Linked DNA regions of Mus musculus: region 1 is linked to region 2. The links are chromatin loops, found by intact Hi-C in ENCODE. Cell type or tissue: left cerebral cortex. All regions are shown on one strand. Links, peaks and the distances in the headings refer to the core of each region. The heading gives the core; the rest is flanking DNA.

Region 1 (8,376 bases), core at 110-8,109, 220 kb before region 2:
AGAAAACTATCTGGTCTGTGAGTTCACGCAATTGGGTTTTCCAGGGTGGCGAACATTAGATCAGAGGTTGCCAGGAATTAAACCCCAGCTGTGCTTAGTGAATGCCAAGTAATTGCTGTGAACACTTAACTGTCAGTAGGCCATGGTAGATCCAGTGTGCTCAGCAGACCAGGCTGTTTTCTTCCCAGCTTGGCTTTGTGATTCAGCTTCTGAAGCTGTGAACGTATCATGTTATAGCCATAGTTATATAAATATACTTTGGGTATTTACCAGAGGGCTGCCTCACAGGAATGGGTTCTTAACAAGAGTCAACCAAAACTCAGACCCCACTGAAAGTCCTTCACAGGAAATCTGAGTGAAGAGGAAGGCTGGCAGGAACTAGCTGCAGCCCCAACGGAGCAATGGTTGTGGGGGGCATGAGATTTATGGCTGTTAATATAATCAAAAACAAATTGCTTACCTTTCAGTGATAGCTATATATTACACATACATACCATTCTATAAATGCACAAATGGAATATTTGCATCCTCTTTAACCTATTCCTGCCTCCTCTCCTTCTCCACCATCGATTCCCTGCCCAGAACCTCTGCTACTCAGATGCAGAGGCGTTCTAAATGCATTTCCCTGCATTTTATTTATACGGACATTTGGACATGTATGGTTAGGAATATTTTCCATTAAAAATAAATGATAATAAGTTCTAACTTTGGAACCCAAATGATTGCCAATTAATTAATTAATTAAAACTTAGTTGTGCTACATATGTATGTATGTATGTATGTATGTATGTATACATACATTCATACTTGCACTCATACACACATCAATACCTACACATGTGGTGAGCCATCTGAGGAGATGGCTCAGTGGTTAAGAGCACTTCCTGCTCTTGCAAAGGACTGGAGTTCAGTTCCCAGCCCCACACCTGACTGTTCACAGCTGTCAGTAACTCAAGCTACAGAGTTTCTGACATACTACACTCTTGAACTCTTTGTGTATCTCATATATATGGCAAATATCTACACACACGCAATATATTTACATATATTTATACATATACATAACAAACAAAATTTAAGAGTTAAGATATTTGATCTCTTGTATCTTTTTGTGTCTGATTTGTGACACTTTCTTGGAAGGAAGGTGTACACGTTGACACCTTAGCTGCCCCAATCTGTGACTGACAGCTGACACAAAGCAGGACTCACCTCGAAACACATGGGAATGTGAACAGCGCACATAGTTTTATAGTGATGACTATAAAAACAAGTCACCTGCCTTCACTCACCAACGCATACACTCACTGCCACCTCTTCACAAAGGCCATGTGCTGAGAAGAAGTATGTTTGCATCATATTTAGGTCAAATATCAGCACTATGTTTCAGCTGAGAAACAGAACAAAACCAAAATGCATCACTCTGCTCAAAAACTGTCCACTGATCCATCTTCTCCTTGTGATGTGAGGTTGAGGCCAGGCTGAGATACAGCTCTGACAGAGGATGCAGCTGTGTATACACAACAATCCTGATCAGCACCAATCTCAGTGCATCCTTGCAAGACTGACCTTACTGCTCTTTGTGCATCCAGTGTGTGGTTTCCCGCCTCCCAGCTTTGGGGGAATTCCTGGACCAGCCTTGCCTTAGGCAACTTGAGGATAAAACACATGACTGTGATCCTACCAAAATACACACATGCATGGACACACAGGGATACACATATACATGTACATACACATACATGCATGCATGCACACACATGCACATACATGCCCATGTACGTGCGTGCGCGCGCGAGCACACACACACACACCCCAAATTTGAAACATACTGCTTTCATATTTCTCTACTCATATCTGTACTACTGTTTATTGGTCTTTAAAAAAGAAAAAGAAAATTAAAAAAACAGCATAAGCTAATTTGTCTATGGGTATCCAGTATGGTTTTCTAGGTGTTTCAAGATGTATTTCTAATTTCTAATGTAATTCTAATCATTGGAAGTGAATGATAACACAAAATTCTGGTTTGCTTTTGTTTAACAGTCCTTCTATATTTTAAGCAAATTTTGTATGGAATAGGATCTTATTATAAATCATGAATTTCATTGTAAATATTTCTCACAAAATAAGTGCCTCCCATGTTGTAGAAAGCCATCACCCCATGGCCATTTCTGCATCAGCAATGTGGGAGCATGTTGTTTAAGTTATGAGTGTAAAATATGATTCCATAGAAAATGGAGATGTGTGTGTGGTGAGAGAAGAGTGGGAGAACAGAGAGTGAAGAGGACAGGAGCAGGAAGGGTACTGAGAAGAAGAGGGGAGAGGGTGGGGAAAGGAGAGAGAGAAAAGTGAGGGGATGAAGGGAAAAGGAAGGGATTGGAAGGGAAAGAAAGAAGAGAGAAGAGAAGAGAAGAGAAGAGAAGAGAAGAGAAGAGAAGAGAAGAGAAGAGAAGAGAGATAGGAGGGGTAGGAAGAGGGGTAGAAAGAAGAAGAAGAAAGAGGGAAGAGACGGGGAGGGGAGGGGGAAGGAGAGGGAAGAGAAGGGGAAAGGAATAAAGACAAGGGTAAGACTTCTGCAATCTGGTGCTCACCATTGCTGGTCCTGCTCACGTAACCTGCCACAGAGCAGTGGGTGTTGCTGTGCTTTGTATCTATGGAAACTTTGGCCCTTTGTTTTTAAAGACTTAGAATGACCATTTAAGGCAAATAAGTATTGGTAAAAGTAATACAATTCTTTTCAATTTGCTTTTTGTCCTATCACTGTCTAGCCACCTCCAACTTTTGAGAATGTGACTGAAAATCCACACCAGGTTTGATTGGGGGATGCTCAAGTCACAGCCTATGAATTCTACATTCTTCAAACCTCTAAGTTCACAGATTTCCCAGACTGCCCTGGGATTATTTATTTGCTCAGTTGTTAACTCCAAGAGTTCTGTCAGAATGAAAACACTCCATCCATCCTGTGACAGGGAAAGCATATGGGGTGAGCCTGGAAGAAATCAGAGCATGGCAGGCATACTCTATCAGAGAATATGGAGGCCTGAGGAGGTTCTCCAGGAGGTAGAGTCTACAGGCATGGCTGAAGGAATCACTGAAGGGGTGACTAAGATCCTTCTCCACTTGTGTGCCTGTTGGCTGGAAAGAATTGATACAGTAATTAAGAGCCCACAGCGGTATGCAGAATGGTCCTGGTGCTAGAAAACTACCGATAACAGAAGAGTCCTGAGGAAATGTCCAGGGTGTATAACCAGGATGGTCTTGGCCCTCAGAGAACTCCAACTATGAGCAACCAAGGTGATCACTAGGTTAATGAAGCACCCAGGATATCCAGGATGGTAATGACTCCCAGGAAATATCCACCCAGGATATCAGGGTGCTGCTGAATTTTGGGAAAGGCCCAGTACTCACACGCTGTCCTACCCCAGCTAGCCTCTCTGTGGCCTGCCACTTCTACCCCTTTTGGGGTCACAGTCTCCTGTACTACTAGGGATACATTATTATTGTTTAAACAGTTACTCTGGATTCTATGAACCACTTGTTTAATCACGTAAAGGAAAACCTAGCTCAGCTAGTCACTTCACTCTACTAAAGTCCAATTGATCAGACCCAGGATCCAGGAGGTCAATGTTGGGGCCATGAAAGACTGAAAGCCAGAACATTTTATGATCACAGTCCATGTCTGAGCTTACTGCCAGAGGGGAAACCTGTAAGGGAGTTTTCACTTCTCTAACTACAAGTACATTGCAATAACATTCCCTTCTCTGATTCTCATGTTCTTGAATAGATTATTCTAGAAAAGAAAAAAAAAGTCTCATGATGAGGTGACCTACTTCCTTTTATATACCAGCTTATCTAGTGGCATGGGCGAGTGGCAGATGGCATGGAGATTTTAAAACTGTAGTTCTATATTTATATTCTACAGTTAAGTCTATAAAATATATTTTTAGAAAACCCACACTCATGCAGCTGTAAACTGCATTTCATATGTGTGCTTGCCTGTGTGTGTCGGGTATAGGAGCATGGCAGTGAAGCTTCCAAAACCTAACTGGAATGCAAACAATAAAATCAAGGAGAGAGGAGAAGGGATAAGACCTAGCTTGCTGTTCCATTAACAGTCCATTGATTTTTCTGGGGAACAAAGGTAAAATTCAAAGACTTCGATGAATTATTCAAGGTTGTACCATTTCTCTAGGACCTGAAGAGGAACACATGACTGTCTTTCATTTGAAAAACAAGGTCAAGTATTTGGAGACATTGCTTTTTGCGTGAATGACTATTGGATATTAAGCGATCAGTTCAGTAATGAAGAGTTCTCTTAGATGATTCCCTGGGTCTGTGTATATCTAGGAATATATTATCGCTTATGTTATGGCACTGTTTTTTTTTTTTTCAATTATCCAGAAAGCCTTTCAGTCTTCTGTCCTCTTTGCCCATGCAGGTGTGACTCTTGAATCCGACTCCTGTCTGGACCCAGGCATCCCTGTAAATGGTCAGCGCCATGGCAGTAACTTTGGTATCAGGTCTACAGTGACCTTCAGCTGTGACCCTGGGTACACACTCAGTGACGATGAGCCCCTCGTCTGTGAGAAGAACCATCAGTGGAACCACGCCTTGCCCAGCTGTGATGGTAGGTGACGCCCAGGCAGGCAGAGTTAAGCTAGTGTACAACAAACGTATGTAGAGACAAGAGGACATGTGAACATGTGGGCCACGGTGCCCCGCACCTGACATGACCCAACGTGAGCAGAGAATGTGTTCTCTTTAGAAACTGTACTCTTAAAGCACAGCACATTTGAAAGTTGCTCATCAGTATTGTGCTATTAACTGGAATAAGCTTTATTAACATTAAAGAATTGTGGTCTGCTGTGCAACAGTACTGACAAACATTGAGACTGAGAGAGCCCACTTACGCATATGTTTTTATAAGTGTTTATTTATAGAAGGCCTAAAAGGCTTTGTGCTCTATTTAAACACTCCAGATGGTCAAGTCTCATTCTCTTCCGACTCAGGTGACCCTGGTCCACATACAGAATTTCCTCAGAACTAACATACATTGTCCTACTGACATCTGACCTTTCCCAGAATACCTCTGCTGGGCCTAAGGGCCCCCAGATAGTCTTTTAGATTATCTATGTGTCATCATTTATCTTTCCTTCTCTTCTTATCTGCTCCTAGAAATAGATTATAGATTACTGTATATCACTGTTTCTCTCAATTTTACACTAAAAGTTAGGAAAATGCTTTATTTGTGATCACTTGGATCGCTTTACTCATGAATATGCCCTGTTGTAACATTATTAGAAAAGCATATAGGTATATGGAAAATAAATACTTAAATGTGAGTTACATACACATGTAATCTCGACTTCCTTTCCTTTTCCCATACTGTAGGTACCCCTTTTATAATGTTATATGAGTAATAAACACTTGGGTTCTCTCAAAATATTAGATACAAATACCAGGCTCTTGGGAAGGTGTGTTTTCACTACTGTCAAGAACTAGTAATCCTTGAACTTGTACCAAAGTACTGGCTTAACCACTGCATGGTGCATGCAGATAAGAAGTGGAGCACTCAGGGTAGATGAAGGCCTTTACAGGCAAACACACTGGATCAGTGGGAATTCTGGACTCTGCACAGAACTGCAGAGCAGGCTATTTCCACATCTCTGGGACTATCTAGTAGGAGGGCACAAAGGATGGAAAACTGGGCACGATGACCTTCTTCAGGAAAATCACACATTGTTCACTATTGGCAGAACGTAGCTGAGACAGTGTTCTTTGATGCTATAGGATGTAATAGCATTGTCATCTACTCCTAAGGTCACCATGTTTATTTTGTTACTTGTTTTGTTCTGAGACAGGATCTCATTGTGTAGTCCATCCCAACCCATCAAGCAACCTCCATACCTCAGCCTCCAGGGTACTGGGTCATGTTGTTTGAGTTGCAAACTTTTCCATTATGGCTATGAGGAATTGAACAGTGAAATTTGGGACTGGGTGGTGACTGATGTGTCCTTGTCCACCAGTAAACAGTCACCACATTGTCACCACATAGTCAAGGTGACTGGCTGGGTAATGAAATGATGCTTCCAAGTGAAAGGATTTGCTTGACCCATTTGAAGTTGACAGTCAGAGGTGGATTCTTCTCAGCAATCACTCGTGCTGCCTGTTCTGTGTAAAACAAATATATAGACAGGGAATGACTTAGAAATGAAGTGGGGCTCAGCTCTACTAGAATGGCCATGTGATCAGTAGTTAGCCGAGATGTTACGAGAGGCCAGTTATAAATGGGATTTTCTAGAGAAAATGAAAGTGCATTAAACTTAGACATTTTGTCTTTTGTCTTCCAAGTCAGATTTATGCTAATTTGAAATCTCATCCATCCAAGGGGATCCCTAATGTGATTTGTTATGCCACCTTGTAGCACCTATCCAGGACTAAAAAGCCTACAATGAAAGGTTATTAATAAATCTTCACATTTCAAGAGAGTTTAGAGTTCAGCATGAGAGTTTTATTTAGTCATGGCTATTTACACTGAGCTCTGAGAATCTCCTTGCCCTTTCTAATCTCACACAATCTCTTGAATCTCACAGGCTTTTTTTTATTGCAATAAATCATACATCAGTAGGAAATGTAAACCTCTAAAAATTCATAGCACTCAGCAAGGGAACATAAATTAGAATGAATTATAATATTTTATCTCACCTGAAAAAAAAAAAGATAAACCTTTTCTTTCTCTTCTCCAAGCACTGCGTTTGTTCCCTTTTAATGCCATTGTTAGCACGCTATGATTGTAAAGGAATAAATTGAGCATTGGAGGCATTCCCTTCTATTTGGTAAAGGACAAATACACCAATCATTTTAGAAATGTTGTTATTAAATATTTTTGCAAACTGTTTATTCTTTCTGCAAACCTTTACTTGCAAAACAATTATGTTCATTGCCCTCTAACAGTGAGCATCAGCATAGTATTCTACACAGCTTTAAATTCACTCACGTGAATGGAGCTCTGTCTCCATAAGCAATGGCGCTGAATAGTGACCTCTGGCTTCCACAAGTGAAGAAAGAAAAATGACTAGGAATAAGTAATGAAAAAAAAACAAAACAAAACAAATAAATACAACTTATAATGTGCAATGAGAGGCCTGGGAGGCATCTTTCAAAGTCTATCTTCCTGAAGAGACTTGATTCTGGAGAAATAATTTGATTCGAGGCAAAAGAAGTAAAAGAGAATAGGAGAATGTGGGGATCAGGGTGAATGCTCGGTGCTGAGAGTGGAGGTATGAAACACAGTTCAAGATGCTTAACACTAGTCTCTGGGCATGGACAGAACACAGGGAAAATACCTTAGCATCCCACTGCCAAAGTTCTTCATCTTTGATAGTGGAAACGATTGTGGATTGTGTTTATAAGTTCTTGCCTTCTAAATGTGGGCAGTCCTAATTTAACATTTCCTTAATCTGCACAGCATCTGTCCAATAATTCTTTTGGGAATATGAGTCCAATATAAACAAATAAGTAAATAACAAGACATAGGCAGTTGTTTCTGTTAACCATAGAAAGGTCACAAGTCATCCTGCAATGGAGAGAAACTGAAATACAGCTCTGATTACTTAGTATCATACACACACACACACACACACACACACACACACACACACACACACTTACAAATTGCTGAAAAGGAGAAAAAGGAAGAAAAAAATGAAGCATAAGAATTTGTATTTCACATAGAATTTTTTCAAAGAAGAGACTAGTACAAGATCTCAGAGTTCAGTTAGAACAAAAGACCAAAATATACCAGCTAAAACCTGAAGAGCACAGCAAGCTCTGTAGCTTGTCGGGAGAGCACATGTCTAGGACATATAAGGTCCCGGAGTCCTTCTGTAGCATCATACACACAGGAAAGCTGAACTGGGCTTTGGCAGAAGTACCACATATAAGACATGACATTGGGAATAGAAGACAGAGTGAAGACAACAAAGGCATGATGTAGGTAGAGGGAAATAACTCAAGGAAGAGGCTGTGTAGATTTGAGGGTCTTTAGCTCCTGTGGCTACTACGGGGTAGCTAACATAGAGAGAGCATAATTTATGACACCCCATTCTTCCCTCTCTTGTAACCTTGTCTCATGGAAAAGGACTCTGGCCTGAAGTATAGTCCCCATATGTCAACTCCTTCAATCCTCAGTGAAGGTAGATACTTAGTCCTGAGCATGTTAAGTCCCATGTCTTGGATCCAAGAAATGAAAACTGAGTCTACAATCTTTAGTGTAATATTAGACAACACTTGTCATGATCTTAGAGCTGACTTGGGTGGAGAAAGGAGGTGATAATGATGGAAAACAATAACAACAACATCCATGGGGGGTGTCTGTGA
Region 2 (8,376 bases), core at 137-8,136:
AGAATAGCTGATATCCACCATTGATATAACAGCCCTTTTCTACATCTCTCCAATCTGCATCATGTTTTCGGGTCCATCTCAAGCAAACTGAGCAAACTGAGCATCCTGAGATTTTTTTTTTTCTTTTATCACTACTTCACCTGGATTTAAGCATCTAGTGTTTAACACTTTGGGAATAAAAAATGTATAAACCATGAAATATAGCCACTTTGGTTTTGTATATGCGCCTAACATAAACTGACCATATACCAGAACTTAGACAAGTTTTAAAGAACAGAGTTCTAAGCTGCACTTGTTGGTCCAGAGACTAGAATACAACTAGATCACTCAAGAAATGCGATTTAGTAGGAGCCATTTGCAAGCACAGTGGGAAGGAAGCAGTCACATTTGGTAAAAGGAGGTCAGATACCTCGTCTTGTTCACTGCTAGTGATTTCAACGTACTTTAAACAATCAGGGTTCTGATGGGGAGCACCACGTCACCTGTGAGCAATGTACCATCTCTACCATTCTAGAAGATGGGCTTCTGTAAGGAATGAATGACCACTATTCACAGTGCCTTACATTACTCATAAACTTTAACTTCAGAATCACAAGGTACAGGGAACTCACTGCATTGGAAAGCTACTGCACTGGAGCATGGCCACCCTTGGGAGTCTCAGGCAGAATGAGCTTCCAGGACCAGTGGATGGACCCGTGACTCATCATCGTCTACCATGGGCTCATGTGCCAAGCTGTGCAGAGTTAGGAGACCTGAGGAATCTTCTTAGGTAAACGTACTGTCTGTATTGGCACAGCGGTGATGACCTTGGGATTCTCTTCTCAAGATGAGAAGTATACATACATACAGTTGAAATTTGGCCACTTTATACTCCCAGGCAAACCTTCCCATTTTCAAGTTTGTCAGGATGGAAAGCTTAAAACAAGCCTAGAAAAGAGAATGAGGAGAATCCCTTCATTACATTGTCCTGTCCAGATTTACTCCATTTCTGTTGAACTCTAATTCATGTCCATCCAGAAAACAGAGTGAGCCCACATAACTACGGGCCCATCGTCTCCATTCCTTGTACACAACAGGCACCTGTGCATGCAGCCTCCCACAGGCTCAACTTTGACTTTGTCTGAGGTTGGAAGCCCACGACTTCCCAACTCTGTAACTACTGTGCCAACCAACCCTGAGCTCTTTTTCTTTCTGAAGCAAATTCTTTAAGGGGAGATGAGCTGAGAAAAATCTTAGTTGTGTGTCTCTGAGCAACTCATTATTTTGAAAGGGCTCAAATGCCTGTCTATGGCTGACCCTAAGCACTTAAGCACTTAATTATAATCTTTCTCTATTTTCTAATTATTTTGTAGGGCTCAAGTAGGGGTTGGTCCCTCAGTACATTCTTGATAGAAAATGGTGTTCACATTGAATCTTACTTCCTTGGGCATTTAGACACACTCTTACCAGCTCTCTGAACCTAACAAGAGTTTTATGGGAGGAGAATGGGGAGTATTGCAGACCATGTGCTGAGAGGGTCTCAGTGTGTGCTGAGAACATGCTATCATGTTAGATGCTACCTTAGTTCAGAGAAAATTGAGTAAGAGATGACAACATATACTTCTCATGTTCAGAAAAACAAAAAATAAAAAAAGGAAACAATGAATAAAGCTCCAGGTGCAGAAAAGGGCACATGGCACTCAAGAAGGAGGAGCAGGCTGCCCTCTGGGTACTTTACAGAAGAGGTGCAAAGAGAGCTGGCACCCCCAGAGCCTGGTTTTTAAGAGGTCTTGAATGACAAGTGACTTCATCCTACAGATCACTAGGAAGGAACTCATAATAGTTTTCAGAAAACGCATTAAAAATAGACCTGGGTCAGCAAGATAGCTCAGTGTGTATGGGTACTTGTCACCAAGCATGGCCACCTGAGTTTATTCCCTGAGGACCCAATCTCAGTCTTTGTCCTCTGACCTCCACATGAATGCAGTGGCACATCTTTCACCTTCCTTCTTTCCCTCCCTCCCTCTCTCTTACTCTCTAACACACACAAATGAAAACATTTTTAAAACTTAAAAACATATATCTGGATAGGTTGTCCTTTAATCCCAGCATCTAGAAGGCAGAAGCAGGCAGATCTTTAGGTGTTGTCTACATAAAGAAATCAGTCTAAAAGGCAAAACAAGACAAATAGAAACATAACTGGACATCATTCACTAAAGGGCATCCAAATCTTTTTGCCCCTGTGGAGGGGGCAGGAGGGCACACAGGAGGGGAATAATTCCAGTGTTCTTCCCACATGCCCACCCTCAGCCCCCTACAGGCTTCAAGTGTCAGAGCCTCCCATTTTATTAGGCTCCTCCTAGTTTCCATAGTTATCCCACACTACAGGTGTTTTTATGGATTAATATTATTGGAACAGTGTGTCACAATGTAGTCCTGGTTGCTTGAAACTCACTATTGAGACCAGGCTAGCCTTAAGTCCACTAAAATCTTCCTGCCTCAGCCTATAGAATGCTGGGATTAGAAATGTGTACTCCCATGCCTGGCAGGAGGTAATATTTTTATTTTTTGTTTTAATTTTTTTTTCCTAAGGGTTACTCTATGTCACCCTGGATATCCTGGAATTCCTATGTAGACCACACTGCTTCTGACTGCCTCTGTCTCTAGAATGCTAGCATTAAAGATGAACACTCCACACCCAACTAAGAGTTAATTTTAATGACTAGTAAGCCAAATTCAAGTTCTTAAGCCTAGGTTATTTTGGCTGATGATCTGCAAGATGTGTTAAATGATGTACTACATGATTTTCAGCCTCATAGCTGATTTTTCATTTAAAAAAATAATAACATGCCATGTGTCTACCTAAAGGAACTAGGACCAGTTACCAGCGAACTCCTTTACAAGGTATCTCTGATGGTCCTTCTCTGTAGTAGTTTCCTCAAATGTCTCTTGAGGTGCACAGGGCATTAAAGTTATCACTTCTGGAGAACTGAGAAATTGAGCTTCAAGAGAAAGGTGAAACCTTCATGCTAGCTGGGTTGCTCCTGGCAACAGTTTATAGCAGCCTCCAGGAAGGAGTAAGTTCCCAGAAAACAGCAGGGCAGACAGGAAGAAACAAAAACACTTGGGCTCATTGGGAAACATGTTCAAATATATTTTTAAAATAATATTTGTGCCTGAAAATAATAGCGTTAAGTGTTAAAGAAACTTGATAAATATGGCTTTGCTTGTATTTTCATTTCATCCTCTCTACTAAGCAAAGGAGACCATTTTAAGAATAGAAGAAATGACTCTATTTAGGGCTGCTTCTGATTTGGATAGCTGCTCTGTGCTGCAGCCCTGGAGGTGACAATGGCTTTCCAGGTGGCATTCAGCAACTCATTGCAAAGTTTCCTACTTCCAGATGGTCTGAAGTTCAGTGTCATTTAAAACTCTAGCTGCAGTGGTAAGATATACAAGGTGGAAGGATGGCTGAATGTTTCCCCAGTGAAACTGAGAACAGAGTCTTCTTGCTAGCACCTGCCTGTTGAGAACAGGAGAGTACATAGCCAGGACATTTTCAGTTTCTATAATACCTCTGCCCATATGGCACCTTCTATTTAAGAAAGACATTTACATCTGCCATATCTCACTTCACTCTGAGGGGTAGCTGTTTCAACCGTCTATTTATAGCAGAGATGGTATAAGTGTTGGCTCTCATTGCCACATGGAAGCAAGTCTGTGGGATCCCTGGAACTCTATTTTCAAGCCCACGCAGGTGTGCACAGACAGAAGACTCAACCTACGTGATGTGTTCTTTTTAAAAATGCCAGCATGCCCAACCTGCAATTGGCAGAGTAAATCTTGCAACGTGATGTTGTCGCTGGATGAATGGGTTTCCATCTTAGTGAGCACACAGACAAAATGTACAACAGAAGCTAAAACTGTGGAGCGGTTTGTTGCCTACAGGGAGGGAGGAGAACAGTGGGAGTATTTCCAAAGCAAAGCTCTCTCTGGAAATAAAAAGGTATCGTGGTTGAGTTTTATTGTGGGAACCTATTTCTACTCCCATAGGGAAGCATTGGAGGCAAGGGTGCCTTCCTCTGCAATCCTAGTACAGTTGTACATTGTGGAGCACTTTGAGGTCCCAGTTTAAGAAGAAAGATGGAAGGCAAATAATTAGGTATGCTTGTCTCAAAGCAATGGAGTATTGTTTAGAGGTTTAGCAAAGAGACGCAGCTCTGCTGAGCATTCTGGGTTCCACATTACACTGAACAGAGTTTTCTCTAAGTTGCACAGAAGAATAAAGCAGAGAGCTCACTGGCCAAGCTGATTCTTTCAATTTTCTCAGATGACATGACAAGGCAAGGGTTTCTCCATTTTATTTGCCTCTTTTCTGTCATTGTGAAGAAAAGAAAAAGTAAAACCGATAAAAATCACCTCATGGAATAAAGTGTATTTTGACTAAATGACTCCAGGGAGATAAATGGCTATCATGGCAAGGAGTCAGAACAGCAGGAACAAGAAATGGAGAGATCACATCTTTTACAGCAAACACAAAGAAACAACAGAAATGGGAAGTGGGGTGTGGCTATGTACTCTCAAAGCGCTCCCCCAGTGACATATGTCCTCCAACAAGTTGTACCTGCTGAGCCTCTGGAAACAACATCATCACTGTGGACCAAGGGTTCAATTTCTGAACCTACAACAACATTTCTCATTGAAACCACTATACCTGAAAGGTGCCAGCCCCATTTGGTGGCTAACAATGTCATTACCATCACTGCCGGGGAAATAGGACTTTAGACTGAATTCTGTCATTGACTTCAGTTTAGAACTATTTTCAGAGATATTAACTAGTTTGTACTGTGGATATTTTAGGACTTTGATCTCAAAACATTTTAAATGGTCCTGTGATAAATTTAATTGCTTATGTTTTTGTCTAAAAGTCTACTGAGGTTTAAAGTATGCTTCAGCTAGACTATCCAAATGAATGGGGAACCTTCAAGACAATATTTAGGAATGACACATCTTATAAGCTTTCCCCACCTGTTTGGGAAGCATCTTCAGTTTGAAATGTTTTTGTAAGTAACATACAATCAACTCATTAAAACGGGCAAACTCACCAAATAAGATACACATCTTGGACAAAAGCTCTGGGCGAAGTTGGTTACTGATATGCCTAAACTGTGAGTAACACTGGTGTGTCACTTTCTTTTTATATGCTATGACTGATCAGTGTCCCTTAGTAGCTCTGTAAGCAAAGCATTCCTGTAATGTAATTTAACTTAGCAATGAGAGATAGCATTAAAGAAGTCTTTTGGTGATTTTACATTTTTTTTAATTAGCCTGGAAGTAGCTGGATCAAAATTGAAGGATGAGGAGAAAAAAAAAATCACAACTTGAAATATCTGTTATTTCAATAAAAGAATTTTTACTTTAGAAATCACCAATCCTGCTGAAAACTGTGGCAAACAGTGCAGGTGTGTGTGGGAGTGTTGAACAATGTTTCTGAAATTTGCTTCATACTTAAATAGTCACATGGTCACATCAAATATTTAGATTTTATTTATCCAAGTACAGCAAGGGTTGGAATAAAAATATTTTTTTCTTATACAAAAAGCTACATCTTGTTGTATTGTATTGAAGATGGGCTTTCTGTCTTTCTTTTTGCATTGGAGTAGATTGGAGGTGTCTGTGTCCTGTATTAAACGTAGTCAGAGCTCAGTAGACTGTCTTCCATCCCATCAATGTTTGTATTCATTGTATTAATGCAGACCTCTATCCATCTCTTTTCTCTCTAGCACAATGCCCAGCAAATGAAGTGCGAACAGAGTCTTCTGGGGTGATTCTCAGTCCCGGGTACCCAGGCAACTATTTTAACTCCCAGACATGTGCTTGGAGTATTAAAGTGGAGCCAAACTTCAACATCACACTCTTTGTGGACACATTCCAAAGTGAAAAGCAATTTGATGCACTGGAAGTGTTTGATGGTAAGCCCCAGATTTTCAGGGTACCACAGGGCAATTAAGTGTTCTAGAAGACTTTTAGTGCTCCAAATGTCTATTTTACTCAAGATGCATGAAATGAATAGCTCATATGGATATTGAAGTGGTAAATGTCGCACCTGTCTTTACAGAGCTGCTTTATATAATAAAATCAAATGAATTTGATGCCCAATGGTGCTACTTTCAATACCACTGTTCTGGTTTTATACAGTGGTTCTAATGAGCACCTTAATGCAGCAGTGGCTGGATCATCAACTGAGGTGGATCTAAGGCCAGTGTTTTCTTTGTATAGGAGATACATCATGCCCAAGCAGAGCAGAGCCAAACCCATGTGTGGCCAAGAACAGAGAGTTTTCTCAGGTTTTATGGATTTGTCAGATAAAGCACAATGTATTCAGTGATAAGAACTGCTTTAATTGATCTTGTGTGTTTATGTGAGTCTCACTAGTTAGATGGACCATGAATGATAAATAAATCACTGTGCAGAGTGACCCCAGGAGTCAAGTTGTGAGGATTGTTATATTGCACATGAAACTCTAGCATTATATATAGAAACAAATGGCACACACAAAGAAAAGCAGCCCACACAAAGCTTTTGTCTCTGTGTTTGTACAAGTGTATATTTCTATTTGAATCATAAGTAAGTATTAAGATGTGAGTTGTTTCAAGCTTAGGCACATCTTCTCCTTTGTTTGAATTAGAATATAGAAGGCAATACTTTCATGCTTCTAGTTTTCAGAAACAACATCCTTACAAATAGATTTTTTTTCCCTAATTGCTGATAGCCTGGTGCTTTCTAAATCATGACTAGACCATGATCAAGATCAAAAACTAGGGAGTAGCCCAGAACACAATACAAGCACTTTCTGTCTGGTTAGAAGTGGCTCATGGCTTGCATCACTCTGCTTTCAAATATACACATCTTTTATAAAGAGAAAGGTCACAGTTTTGTATTCAGAACTTCTGCAAGTGATGGCATTTCCTATGCACTGTGTTTATTTTATCTTGGCAACATTGGTGCTAGCCTATATTTTATGAGCTAAGAAGAAGTAAGCTGAGCATACCAGCTGTATGCACCATTTCCTTAGTGTATACTTTCAATAGTGCAGATATGGATTCTCCTCACTTTCCTAATTGTCAGAACTCAGTGAAGAACAGTGTCTGATCTCCAGTTGTGATTGGCTGCTGAGACCACTGGCTATCCTGGCAAACTTACCTGCACATCTCTTTTCTAGGATATTGTTATAGATGCTACAAAGAGGCATGCTTTCCAGAATATGCCTAAATACCATGATCTAGACAGAGATCAGACCAAGAATAGTAAGGGATTTGGTGGGAGATTAGCAACTCTTGAAAATGCACTCTTGTGTTCTGTCGGTAAAAATGGCATTTCAAGTATGGCAAGCTCAGGATAGTTAATTCCTCTGTGGCATATTATTTCAGAGGGTCTTGATCTTGTTTAACAGCCATAAGAAGACCTCACACAGCTCATGTTCAGCCATCTTCCACATGAAGCAGGGTCACTCTTTTGTAGGACATAGACAGTAGACTTTGCAGACAGTCTTTGGGCACCATCTTTCATAACAAGAAGAATCATTTCTAGGGATGTCCACACAAACTTCCACATTTTTTACTTTGTTGTTTTCCTCATGTATTCTTGTGATTGCTATTACCAGGACCCTTTTAATGTTTACACACAGAGAATAATTTCTTAGACTTGAAGAGTGAGAGTCTAGGACTAAACAGTGGGGAAGCTGTGTCTCTGAGGCTCTTTTTGGCATGTAGGTGTATCCTCTTCATGTGGTCATATGGTTTTTGGTTTTTTTTTTCTGTGTATCTGTGTTCTGATCACTTCTTCTTAAGACATGCTATTCATGGTGGAGTCAAGGCCCACCCCTGAAAACTCATTTCAAAGTAGCTCTCTCTATATAGAGCACATGTCCAAGGTCAATCACTCTCTGAGTTATTGAAGGCAGGAATTTAATGCATGTTTGTGCAGAGTCCAACAGAGCCTTGAATAGCTTTATCCATGATAAGTCCCTAACAGTGATTTGGGCGTAAGAGGAAGTGAAGCTGTGACCTGTCAGTATTTTCCATGAATGGAATGGAGGGTGCCCCTCCCCTTGCCCTGATAAGTTTAGATTATGAATAGCCACAGAAGGCCCATTCTCCCATTCTCTCACACATTTCCCCACGCGTGAACTTGTGAAATGTGGAAAAGTGAGTAATGATTTTAAGACAAGGGGATGCATCCACAATAGAAAAGGAACAGGGCATAACTCCTGTTTCTTGAAGCTGCTTTCTCTCCCAAGTGACATGAAGATGCAGTCACTGCATGGTACACAGGGCATTTAATCATTTTGCTGTATAAACATTTTGAGAACTTTCAGGTCTATAGAATAACGATATA

What was found. Peaks named below come from ENCODE experiments on the same cell type or tissue, not always from the same donor. Only the 100,000 strongest peaks of a DNase experiment are listed, where the experiment ranks them.
Region 1: it touches region 2 in a loop (2.8-fold over the local background); 2 of 42 quality-filtered maps call a loop at or near these places.

The regions. Positions count from the first base shown.
Region 1 is chr8:16,207,948-16,216,323 of GRCm38, reverse strand. Csmd1 (CUB and Sushi multiple domains 1) reads left to right here. Exons shown (of 70, transcript NM_053171.2): 18 at 4,436-4,624. Among named protein-coding and RNA genes, the nearest start is that of Mir3106, 43 kb to the right of the region's middle. In left cerebral cortex, for the core only: no CTCF peak of the experiment used is centred there; DNase peaks (open chromatin) are centred at 224, 3,907 and 4,551; H3K27ac peaks cover 1,760 bases.
Region 2 is chr8:15,990,169-15,998,544 of GRCm38, reverse strand. Csmd1 (CUB and Sushi multiple domains 1) reads left to right here. Exons shown (of 70, transcript NM_053171.2): 47 at 5,763-5,951. Among named protein-coding and RNA genes, the nearest start is that of Gm46073, 61 kb to the right of the region's middle. In left cerebral cortex, for the core only: no CTCF peak of the experiment used is centred there; DNase peaks (open chromatin) are centred at 3,061, 3,717, 5,846 and 8,126; H3K27ac peaks cover 2,948 bases.